Linked DNA regions of Homo sapiens: regions 2, 3 and 4 are each linked to region 1. A link is a contact called in ENCODE Hi-C or POLR2A ChIA-PET data. All regions are on one chromosome and are shown on one strand. The core of a region is the stretch at or near the end of the contact, and the rest is flanking DNA. Distances in the headings are between cores, read along the strand shown.

The links. Hi-C counts contacts between places; a loop is a spot of excess contacts on that map. ChIA-PET counts read pairs that join two places held with the same protein, here RNA polymerase II (POLR2A). Pooled maps may share reads with other maps.
Region 2: a loop to region 1 is called in a pooled map, with 7 times the contacts of the local background. The contact joins the promoter of GSTK1 here to the promoter of TPK1 in region 1. A Hi-C loop is called at or near these places in 2 of 37 single-sample maps with no recorded cell type and 8 of 50 pooled maps.
Region 3: a loop to region 1 is called in a pooled map, with 8 times the contacts of the local background. The contact joins the promoter of CASP2 here to the promoter of TPK1 in region 1. A Hi-C loop is called at or near these places in 5 of 37 single-sample maps with no recorded cell type and 17 of 50 pooled maps. POLR2A ChIA-PET finds 5 or more read pairs at or near these places in 1 of 52 experiments (activated B cell).
Region 4: a loop to region 1 is called in a map of naive thymus-derived CD4-positive, alpha-beta T cell, with 5 times the contacts of the local background. The contact joins the promoter of ZYX here to the promoter of TPK1 in region 1. A Hi-C loop is called at or near these places in 2 of 168 maps with a recorded cell type or tissue (ascending aorta and naive thymus-derived CD4-positive, alpha-beta T cell), 7 of 37 single-sample maps with no recorded cell type and 19 of 50 pooled maps.

The regions. Positions count from the first base shown.
Region 1 is chr7:144,834,803-144,837,477 of GRCh38, forward strand. TPK1 (thiamin pyrophosphokinase 1) reads right to left here and starts at 1,251. Exons shown (of 9, transcript NM_022445.4): 1 at 1,165-1,251; 2 at 758-816. The coding sequence starts at 800. RefSeq lists a silencer at 992-1,091 and an enhancer at 1,392-1,461.
Region 2 is chr7:143,262,066-143,264,740 of GRCh38, forward strand. It overlaps GSTK1 (glutathione S-transferase kappa 1), which reads left to right and starts at 1,376. Exons shown (of 8, transcript NM_015917.3): 1 at 1,376-1,520; 2 at 2,021-2,102; 3 at 2,483-2,611. The coding sequence starts at 1,449. The region is part of intron 2 of TMEM139-AS1 (TMEM139 antisense RNA 1); the gene reads right to left. LOC105375546 (a long non-coding RNA gene) reads left to right here. Exons shown (of 3, transcript XR_007060569.1): 3 at 1,083-1,142. RefSeq lists a silencer at 1,194-1,263 and enhancers at 1,291-1,585, 1,404-1,623.
Region 3 is chr7:143,286,972-143,289,646 of GRCh38, forward strand. It overlaps CASP2 (caspase 2), which reads left to right and starts at 1,380. Exons shown (of 11, transcript NM_032982.4): 1 at 1,380-1,558. The coding sequence starts at 1,485. It overlaps TMEM139 (transmembrane protein 139), which reads left to right. Exons shown (of 3, transcript NM_001282876.2): 3 at 1-1,077. RefSeq lists a silencer at 1,007-1,756.
Region 4 is chr7:143,380,024-143,382,698 of GRCh38, forward strand. It overlaps ZYX (zyxin), which reads left to right and starts at 1,322. Exons shown (of 10, transcript NM_003461.5): 1 at 1,322-1,386; 2 at 1,534-1,756; 3 at 2,225-2,424; 4 at 2,570-2,662. The coding sequence starts at 1,549. FAM131B-AS2 (FAM131B antisense RNA 2) reads right to left here and starts at 1,002. Exons shown (of 2, transcript NR_161353.1): 1 at 243-1,002; 2 at 1-86. MIR6892 (microRNA 6892) reads left to right here and starts at 2,663; the gene lies at 2,663-2,675. It also overlaps a transcript of FAM131B not described here. RefSeq lists enhancers at 118-1,018, 142-231 and silencers at 732-1,761, 1,792-1,841.

The DNA.
Region 1 (2,675 bases), core at 1-2,500:
GCCAGCCCATTCACCAGATGAGGCAAAAACCCAAGATAAATATCTGAGCAAGTCACGTAGACTGGGGCCCCCGAGCCCCAATACCAAGCGCCCCTTTATAAGCTCTTACATTTTGTCCAAATTTGAAATGGTTTCGTTAAGGCAGAAGCTTGGACTACTTCCCCATTGCTAGCTTTGGAAAGTAGTCACTTTCCTTTCCGGGCCCTTCGTCCTTGTTGATTGGCTCTGCAAGCAGCGAGCAGCCCAGCCTGAACTCGGTTACACAGTAATTTCAAATCTTAGAAGAATAAAATATCCTGAGTGTTATATAGATTTAAAACACTTGATATAATCATTTGCCAATCTTTTATTAGATAAGCTCGGGGCACTTTCAATGGATTAAAAATGCATCACGGTCAGGCAACGATGACCGTCCTTAATGCCTGCAATGTCTAATGTTCCGCTATGTTCCAGATTTGTTCGCGCTGTTGGTGGAGGCGCAACAGCCGGGAAGCGCTTACTGGGCTCCACACGGACTACACACACTGTATCTTGTCATTTCGTCCTCACAGCAAGGACTGATACGTAAGCTCATTTTTCAGATGAGGAAAATGAGACCGGCGAGAGGCTGATATGCTTAGCGGTACAGAGCTAGGAAATCAGGGACAGAACCCAGGCTGGAAGTCACGCTGGCTCTAGAGCCCCGTCCTTTCGACCTGTTCCCGTCGCTGGGGAGGGGCACGTCAGTGACACTAAACCGTGGAAAGAAATACAGTACCAGTGGAAAGCAGGGGCTCCAACGGGGTAAAGGCATGCTCCATAACGGATTATTGGCCTCTGCATTAAAAAAAAAAAAGTGAAGTTAGACTCTCAGTTTTAATTAAACATCGCGCAGAACCAACAGCACGGGAGCCGCCTGAACCTGGCACTCGGCAGCGGCGCGCTCCGGGACCCAGGAGCCAGCTGAGCTGCGGCGCAGCACCCGGCGCTGGGGACCCGCCACGGCTCGCCTACAGCACCGCCGCGGGCGGGGGCCCCCGGAGACCGGCCGCGCGGGCCGCTATGAGGTCCGAGGGGTTGCCCCTGCCGCCTCTCTCCGCGAACCCATCACCATCCGGGAACCTGGGGAGCGAGAGGCGGCCGCCCCCTTCCGCGGCCCGCGCGCCCGGCAGCAGTCGCACTTACACAATGGCTGGTAGGAGCCACAGACTGGAGATCGCAGGCTGCGGGAGCTACGGCGATCGACCGCTCGGCGCTCGGCTGAGGAGCCTTGGCGCGCGGTCCTCGCTCGCAGGTTTTAGCCCCCGGGACGCGAGGTGGCCCCGCCCGCTTCCGGGAGCCGGAGGCAAGTGGGAGCCGCGCCCTGTGCTCTGCGTCCGGCACTACCCACCTCAAGTCTCCAAGGCTTCGTTTTCTGGGCTGGTTCTGCTAGCTGTAGTACTGCTGCCGGGCCCTCTGCACTCAGCTTTAACAAGGAGGCCATTTGCTTCAAACTAAGTGGCGAATTCCCTATCACCCATGCTTGACCTAGCTTCCAAGCCAAACTTACTTTCCACTGTGCTGCTTCTAGTCCTGCTACCGGTGTCCTCCCTGAGCCGTCGGGTTAAAAGCTTTCCTTCCTGGCCGGGTGCGGTGACTCACGCCTGTAATCCCAGCAGTTTGGGAGGCCGAGGCGGACGGATCATGAGGTCAGAAGTTCGAGACCAGCCTGGCCAGCATGGTGAAACCTCGTCTCTACTAAAAATACAAAAAATTAGCCGGGCATGGTGGCGCGCGCCTGTAGGCCCAGCTACTCGGGAGGCCGAGGCAGGAGAATCGCTTGAACCCGGGAGGCCGGAGGTTGCAGTGAGCCAAGATCACACCAGTGCACTCCAGTCTGGGCGACAAAGCGAGACTCCATCTCAAAGAAAAAAAAAAAGCTTTCTTTAGGGAACACTCCGTTAAGAGCTTTCCTTACTTTGCTTTGTGGAAACAGAATGTTTTTGTTGGAAGAAACTTTAAGCCACCTATCTGCAGCTGCAGAGCGTCACTGTTGCAATACAGGCTTTTCCAATAGTGAGCGAACCTAATCTCCCTCTACCCTCTTAAGGTTTCCACCTGGGCCTAAGAGGTTAAATTGACTTAAGACAGTTTAACAGGGGAAAAGCTTACAGCTATGTGCATGGGAGTCCACAAGAAAAGACCCAAAGAAGGAGGAAGCCTAAATGCTTATATACGGGTTTAGCTACAACAAATTTCAAAAGTCCATGTTTAAATATGACCTTAATGAACCTAAAAGACAATTGGGGTACAAGGAAACTATCTGCACATGTAATAGACAAGTGGTTGCCATGTGTTTATCCTATGAAGAGCTGTTACCAGTTGATGTGTCCAGGTTCTTGGCGTCTTGAACAAAGAATTGGACAAAACGCACAAAGCAAGGAAAGAATGAAGCAAAAACAGAGATTTATTGAAGATGAAAGTACACCCCATAGGTTGGGAGCGCCCGAGGATAGGGGCTCAAGAGTGCCGTTAGAGAATGTTCTGGGGTTTAAATGCCAGCTAGAGGTTTCCATTGGTTACTTGGCTTATGCCCTATGTAAATGAAGAGGATGAAGTAAATTTTAAAGTCATTTACTGGATATAAGCCCTGTGTAAATGGAGAGGATGTTTCCTGTCATTGCTGAAGTACTGCAATTTGATTTAGTTCCAGGAAG
Region 2 (2,675 bases), core at 126-2,625, 1.6 Mb before region 1:
TTAGATATTCCCCATGTGTATGCAGGATGAGGAAATAGGTTCAGAGAGGTCAAGTGGCTCACCCAAGGGGCACAGCTAAGTGAAAGGCACTGCAGGCATCTCAAACTACCCCCTTCCCACAAGACTCCACTGCAGAGCAGGACAGTCACCCTGACACCAGCCCAATGGGTTCATCTTGCCCATTACCCAGATGGGGCTAATTTATCAAGACAAGGGAATTGCAATAGAGAAAGAGTTTAATACACATAGAGCCAGCTAAACAGGAGACCAGAGTTTTATTATTACTCAAATTAGCCTCCCAAAATTCGGAGGCAGAGGCTAGGGGACTTTGTGGGTTTTTTTGTTTTTGTTTTTGTTTTTCTTTTGAGAGGGAGTCTTGCTATGTCACCCAGGCTGGAGTGCAGTGGCATGATCTCGGCTCACTGCAACCTCTGCCTCCCGGATTCAAGCAATTCTCCTGACTCAGCCCCCCGAGTAACTGGGATTACAGGCACATGCCACCATGCCCGGCTAATTTTTGCATTTTTAGTAGAGACAGGGTTTCACCATGTGGGCCAGAGTGGTCTTGAACTCCTGACCTCAAGTGATCCACCCACCTCAGCCTCCCAAAGTGCTGGGATTACAGGCGTGAGCCACCATGCCCGCCGGCTAGAGTTTTTTAATGATAGTTTGATGGGCAAGGGGCTAGAGAATGGGTGCTGCTAATTGGTTGGGGATGCAATCACAGGGGTGTGGAAAACCGTCCTCAGTGCACCGAGTTGCATTTGGATGCGGGCCACAGAGGAGTCACTGGTCCAGGTGGAGTCATCCTGTCATTAGAAATGGAAAAGTCTGAGAAGGTATCTTCAAAGGCCAGTCTTAGGTTCTACAAAAGTGGTTATTTACAGGAATAATTGGGGAAGTTGCAGAGCTTGTGACCTCTGGAACAATGTCTGGTAATTGTTAATGCCTACATCTTAGCAGAATTCAGGCCCCTCTCATAATCCTAAACTTGTGGACTTTTATTAGTTTTATAAAACTGGTTTAGTTTGGGGAAGGGCTATTATCATTTAAACTATAAACTAAATTTCTCCCTATATTAGCTCGTCCCATGCTCAGGAATGACCAAGGGCAGTTTGGAGGTTAAAGGCACGATGGAGTTGGTGAGTTCAGATCTGTTTCACCTTCGTAATTTTCTCACTGTTAAAATTTTTGCAAAGGCGATTGCAGCGCCCCTTGTCCACACCTGCGCGCTCCCCAAGGGGTCCCTACCCACCCCGCCCCTGGCTGGGGGCCGTAGGCTGGCCCTGCCCCGCTGCGCCGGAGGTGGACCTCTACCAGGGCAGTTTCTCTCTGAGGCTGCGCGCTAAGGCGGTGGGCGGTCCCAGGCAGGCCCAGAAGCTGGGCAGCCTCTGCCGGGTTCCGGGAAAAGGAGCTCCTGCTGCCACTGCTCTTCCGGAGCCTGCAGCATGGGGCCCCTGCCGCGCACCGTGGAGCTCTTCTATGACGTGCTGTCCCCCTACTCCTGGCTGGGCTTCGAGGTGACGCTGGGAGGGGTCGCCTCGGCAGTGTCTGGGGAGTGAGGGCGGAGGGAAGAGTGAGCGCAGGGCTCCGGGACAGAGGTCTCGTGTAACTCCTGGCGCCGCCCAAGGGGTTAAGGCAAGCAGGGAGAGCTCCGGGGCTGAAGGTCACTTTGTGCTTTTAAACGGAATAGAGTCGCTGGCTCCAACCCGAGCCTTTATATCCCGACTGCAGTTTCCCACGGTGGTGGAAAGAGGGGCGGCTCCAAACATTCAGGGAGAAATGCAGAACACGGCCACCTCTTAGCCCAACGATGGCAGTTTTGGGGAAAACTGGCCACAGGAGCGAAGATCCTGGAATAGATTTCTAGTAGTGAGGAGAGTTTTGCCAATTTCAAACCAAACAATGTAGGGTGTCCGCATAACCCCTGCTCTGCACTTAGCGCCTCCCTTCCCTTTCCCTCGGCTCTTTCACTTTTCCATCTTGCACACTGGCAATCGTTCTTGACCTCTGCCCGCAGATCCTGTGCCGGTATCAGAATATCTGGAACATCAACCTGCAGTTGCGGCCCAGCCTCATAACAGGGATCATGAAAGACAGTGGTAGGAAGGGAGGGTCGGGGCAGGGGTGATCTCAGTGGCCCAAGAGAGCCGACCCCAGCGGGTCCTTATATTGGCACTGGCAGCCAGAAAGCTGCCCTCTGCCCCGTCTCTACTAAAAATACAAAATTAGCCGGGCGTGGTAGTGCATGCCTGTATACCACAGCTACTCGGGAGGCTGAGGCGGGAGAATCGCTTGAACCCAGGAGGCGGAGGTTGCGGTGAGCTGAGATCGCACCATTGCACTCCAGCCTGGGCAACAAGAGCGAAACAACAAGAGAAAAAAAAGGAAGCTGCCCTCTGCCCAAAACCCACGTCGAGGTCCCCAAACCTGGGACCCTTAGGTCTTTTCTCACTTAGCGTGCCCAACCTTCTCCTGGCAGGAAACAAGCCTCCAGGTCTGCTTCCCCGCAAAGGACTATACATGGCAAATGACTTAAAGCTCCTGAGACACCATCTCCAGATTCCCATCCACTTCCCCAAGGATTTCTTGTCTGTGATGCTTGAAAAAGGTGAAGAGAGTGGGATGTAGACAGGGTATCCAGTGAAAAACACAGAAGTCGGAGATTGAGGGAT
Region 3 (2,675 bases), core at 130-2,629, 1.5 Mb before region 1:
CACGGTAAGCCCTTCCCAGCTGAGATATGGGTGGCATAATTTGAGTCTTCTGGCAACATTTGGTGACCTACCCCATATCCAATATTTCCAGCGTTAGATTGAGGATGAGGTAGGGAGGTGATCCAGAGAAGGCGGAGAAGGAAGAAGTAACCTCTGAGTGGCGGCTATTGCTTCTGTTCCAGGTGCTGTTCGAGCTGTTAGAACCCTTAGGCTTGACAGCTTTGTGAGTTATTATTGAAAAATGAGGATTCCAAGAGTCAGAGGAGTTTGATAATGTGCACGAGGGCACACTGCTAGTAAATAACATTAAAATAACTGGAATGAACTCCTGATCCCAAAGCCTATTGTGTTTTCAACACAAGGTAATAGGAAGCCAAGCAACTTGCATGTCTCCCAATCCCTGTCTAGGGACAGCTGCTGGTGCAGGATGGAAGACTTCCTATAAACAGAATGGGCGACCAATTGTGTCTACAGAGGGGGTGGGCTGAGCATGGGCACGCATGTCCCCAGCCTCCTGGACGAGCAAAGTCAGTCAAAGCGCTGGTGATCCCTGCTCCGCGTGCGTAGCAGTGTCTGTGCCTCTCCTGCCCAGGGGCTAGAGAGCAGTCTCCAGTGCAGGGTCCCCATCCTATCTGAAAACAGTGGAGTCAGTGACCCCAGGTGGAGGGACTTCCAGTTTTAACAATGGGTTGGTATGAAGGCCAGAAGGAGTGAAACATGTGAACTTTCTGGCGAGGAGACTCCCTCTTGAATCATCCATATGTAGCCCCGGGGTCACTTGCGAAGAGTCTCTAACAGCTTCTGCCTCACTCCTAAGCTCTGACCGCTAGGCTTTCACCCCAGCCGCCGGTCCTGATTCCTGAGATCCCAATATTGAGCACCAGGTTTCCTGGAATTGTGTGCTGCGGCTGTGATGTAGGTTTCGGTCGCTGGAAGCTGCTAAACCATAGCTGACGCCCCCTCCTAAGCCAGCCTTCCTTCCCCGCGCGGGCATCTGTCCAGGGCCTTGTCGCGCTCTCAGTCTCCTTCGCAGCCTGGCCCCAACCGTTCAACTTCAATAAAGCAAAACTCCAGCCACGCCCGTCTCCGTGAAGTTATCGCCATAGGCCGGCCAGGGGGCGCGAGAGGCACCGGGGTGATTTCCGCGGGAATCGATAACCAATCGGATTCCCAGGCCGAACGGAGCACACCCGCCCGCCCTCGCTCTTTCCCCGCCCTTTGCCCCGCCCCGCTCCTTCCCCTCCTTTTGTCTGTCCGCCGAGCACCCCACTTCACCCCATTGGACCGCGCGGCCGCCGCTAGAGCTCTGCGCCTGCGCACGCACCGGGCCGGGGACTGGGTGGCCTGGTGTGTGGGCGCGGCAGGGCGCAGGCGCAGGCGCAGTGTGCGTCCGCGTCTGAGGGGAGGGATGTGGGGGAAGCGACGGCCCCCGGTTTGTTTGGGCTGTGGGCGGTGCGCAGCGGAGAGCCCGGGAAAAGCGGGAAATGGCGGCGCCGAGCGCGGGGTCTTGGTCCACCTTCCAGCACAAGGAGCTGATGGCCGCTGACAGGGGACGCAGGTAAGTAGGGAACGGTCTTAGGGCTCCTTAGGGGAGCCCAGGGAAGGGGAGCGTGGCCCCCAGGCGTGCGGCCCTGCAGCCCCCTCCCCTCGGAGCCCCGGAAAGCAGCCGTGTCCGCGCTTCCTGCCAAGGGTGGGACGCCCGCCCGAGCCGCTCCGAGCCTGACTCCGCGCAAGGGCCCGCGGGCGGACCTCTTGGCCTTGTCTCTCGTGGGAAAAGACTGCCCCAGCCTCCCTTTGTTCAACCCACGAGGGTTCTAAAGGGGAGGTCTTTGCAGTCCTGCCCGCTCTTGGGTTCTCTTGAAGATTCTTCATCCTTTCCTCTGGCTCCCTTATGAGGGAAACTATAAAAAGACCATACTCTGTCTCCTTAAAAATCGACGAGACCTTCTGCAGACCTCGGTGCTCTGCCTGATGTGCATTTGATTTGTATCGATTGTATCATGATCTGCATGGCTTTGCATAGAATGACCAGATTTTCAAAGAAGTCAATACAGGGTTTGGAAATTGAGTACTTTTGGCAGAACAAGGGGGTTCCTGTGGCTCCGAGTGTCCATGCCTCTGCCCCGGTCATTCCATTTCATGGCAGTCATCACCCAGGAGAACATTGTAATGCCTCCTGCTCGAGACTGAAGATTAAGGTCTTCGCAAAGGGAACCTGCAGAAGGACACAGAATTAAGACGTAGGAACTCCGTGGTGCCCTTCGCCCCTCCTCCCCTTCCAGTTGTGTCCTGAAATTCTAAATGATTGGAAACTTTTATAATGTTCACGTTTAAGACTCTCATACTACAGAGTAGAGGAAGGAGCGGGTGTGCAGAGGGGGTGATGCTTCAGATTAAAACTAAAGAGTTGATTGAAAATTCAAGTCTGGAACTCGAGAGAGTTAAGAACTATAAGTCAGTAAGTTGCAAGTATGGGTGAGATTGTCTAGGGAAAGGCTCTTTGAAGGGGCGTCCCTAATGGAATATCAATATTAAGGGCAGGCCAAAGGCCCTCTAAAGAAAACAGGAACTGGGTAGGCAGAGAGAAGACTCCCAAAGAATGCTGTCATGGAAACCAGAGGAAGAGAACGATTTAAGGAGCGAATACTACTGGTAAACTAATGGAAGAAATCTGC
Region 4 (2,675 bases), core at 72-2,571, 1.5 Mb before region 1:
TGCTCCTTGCCAGTAGAGTGTAGCCGGATTTGGAGGGACTGGACACTCAGTGTGAACAAGACGAAGGCCTCAGGAGGCAGTAAAAGCTGACAAGAGGAGAGAAAATGAAGCGCCTACGGGTGCATACTGGACTAGCGGGCGAAAGGCCATGACTCCTTAGTTTGGAGAAAGAACTGGGGCCGAGATTGGGGAAGTTTCCCAGTGCAATTAAAAAAAAAAAAAAAAAGAACTAGAAGAATTACCCAGGTCTGGCTTCTTTCGTGTAGCCTGGGGCTGAGTCGCAGGCTGAGAAATCCAGTCTGGCCAGTAGGGGGCTCCACCAAGCGCAGTCTCAGAATGCCCAAGAGCTCCACCGTCGCCCGGGGTCTCCACCAAGCGCAGTCTCAGAATGCCCAAGAGCCCCACCGTCGCCCGGGGTCTCCAAGAGGAGTGGGTCGTGGTGGGCGTTGAAGGGCCGTAAAAGACGAGCAGCCCGCGTCCGCGTCCGTCCTCCCGGGTCTCCAGTCCGCAGGCGGCCGCCGCCTCGGCCCCGCCCTCCCACCTCCATTCCCGGCCCCGCGGACCCGAACGGTCCCTCTCGCAACCGATCTGCTGGCTGGGGCGCTGGGGATGCGAATTCCTAGAAGCCTTAAGAGGCTGCCCAGCGTTGGAAGTTCGTATCCCCAAGAATGCTGGAGGTTCCGGCTCACACACCCCCTCCGGGCACAGAGTCAGCTGGGGGGTGCTGGGAGGGAGAACGCCCCGCTCCTCACCCCCCATCCCCGTGCACCCTGGAGCCCAGCTCCATACGTTCGGCCACCCCAGGCGGACTCGGGGTGGCCGGGTAGCGGGTGGTGGCAGGAGGGGACCGGGTAACGGCAGGCCCGAGAGGAGGTCGCTGGGCCGGGCCGGAGGCGCACAGGGGCTGCGTGGCTACCTCGGCGGCACCCGCCCCACCTCCGCCGGCTAAGCCCGGAGGGGGACGGTGAGTCAGATCTCGGGCACCCGCGGGTCGGGCGGGGAGGGGGAGGCAGGTCAGGAAATGACATCAGAGGCCTGTGCTCAGGGAGTGGGGGTCTGAGCCGGGCTGGGGCGGCGGGGGCGGCAGTGAGTGGGGTGGGGGCGAGCGGACCTCGGCGGAGCCTCCGGCCTGAGGCAGGATCAGGGCCCCTTCCTGGGGGAGTTTCCTGCCTGGTCCGCCCTTCCCCGCTCTCCCCGCCCCCTCTCCGGGCCGCTCCTTGTATGGTCTGGGCGCCGCTCTCTCCCCGCCCCCTCTCTTCTCCCTCCCTCCTCCTTCCGTGTGTCCCTCCCCGCCCGGCTGGAGGCTGCTCCGGACCGGGACGCAGAGTCTGCGGACCCGGCGCCGAGGCGGCCACCCGAGACGCGGCGCGCACGCTCCGGCCTGCGGTGAGGCGCGGGGAGCGGCAGGGCGGCCCCACGGGGAGGGGGCGCGGGGCGCCGGGAGGGGGCGAGTGGGGGTCACCAAGGGGAGCTGGGACCGCCTGGGGCTCCTGAGCCCGGCTCCGCGCTGCGTAACCCGGCGACCCACCCCAGCAGCCCGGCCCGGCCATGGCGGCCCCCCGCCCGTCTCCCGCGATCTCCGTTTCGGTCTCGGCTCCGGCTTTTTACGCCCCGCAGAAGAAGTTCGGCCCTGTGGTGGCCCCAAAGCCCAAAGTGAATCCCTTCCGGCCCGGGGACAGCGAGCCTCCCCCGGCACCCGGGGCCCAGCGCGCACAGATGGGCCGGGTGGGCGAGATTCCCCCGCCGCCCCCGGAAGGTATGCGGCGGGGCTTGGGGAATGTACCCCGGCAGGAGCCGGGGTGGGGGGCAGTCGTTTCGGGAATTTGGGGATGTCTGGAAAGGTTGTTGCCGAGGGGGCTGGGCGCAGCCACCCTGTCCCGAGCAGATGTTCTTACCTCATCGTGGAGCTCGTGGCTGGGAGCCAGGGCTCCTGGGACCGTTCCAAGTCCCCCGCCTGGGAGTGGGAGTCGGGAATGTGGGGCACGAATCTTCCCCTCCGGGTCCGTTTTCCGAAGTGTAACGGGAGCTGCACCACTCCTCGGCAGTGCGCCCGGCCTTTCCTGACCTGGTACTCCCAGGGCGCCCTGCGCCCCTCCTTTGCTTCCCCACACGCTCTGGGACCCCTGAGAGAGTTCTTGGGTTAGGGGTTAGAGCGGTTAACTGAGGGGAGCTTGGGTGAGGGGTAGAGGGACCCCGGCCGACGTCTTTCTCCTTCCTACCCCAGACTTTCCCCTGCCTCCACCTCCCCTTGCTGGGGATGGCGACGATGCAGAGGGTGCTCTGGGAGGTGCCTTCCCGCCGCCCCCTCCCCCGATCGAGGAATCATTTCCCCCTGCGCCTCTGGAGGAGGAGATCTTCCCTTCCCCGCCGCCTCCTCCGGAGGAGGAGGGAGGGCCTGAGGCCCCCATACCGCCCCCACCACAGGTACGGAGGCCTGGGAGGGGCGGCTGCACTGGACACCCCCAAGGAGAGGAGAAGAGGGCCCTTTCTTCTTACCTCCCCTGCACCTCTGCCTTGGGGGTGGGGGGATAGAGGCATGGAATAGGTGCTCTGACCTCTGACCCTCTAGCCCAGGGAGAAGGTGAGCAGTATTGATTTGGAGATCGACTCTCTGTCCTCACTGCTGGATGACATGACCAAGAATGATCCTTTCAAAGCCCGGGTAAGGGACCGGA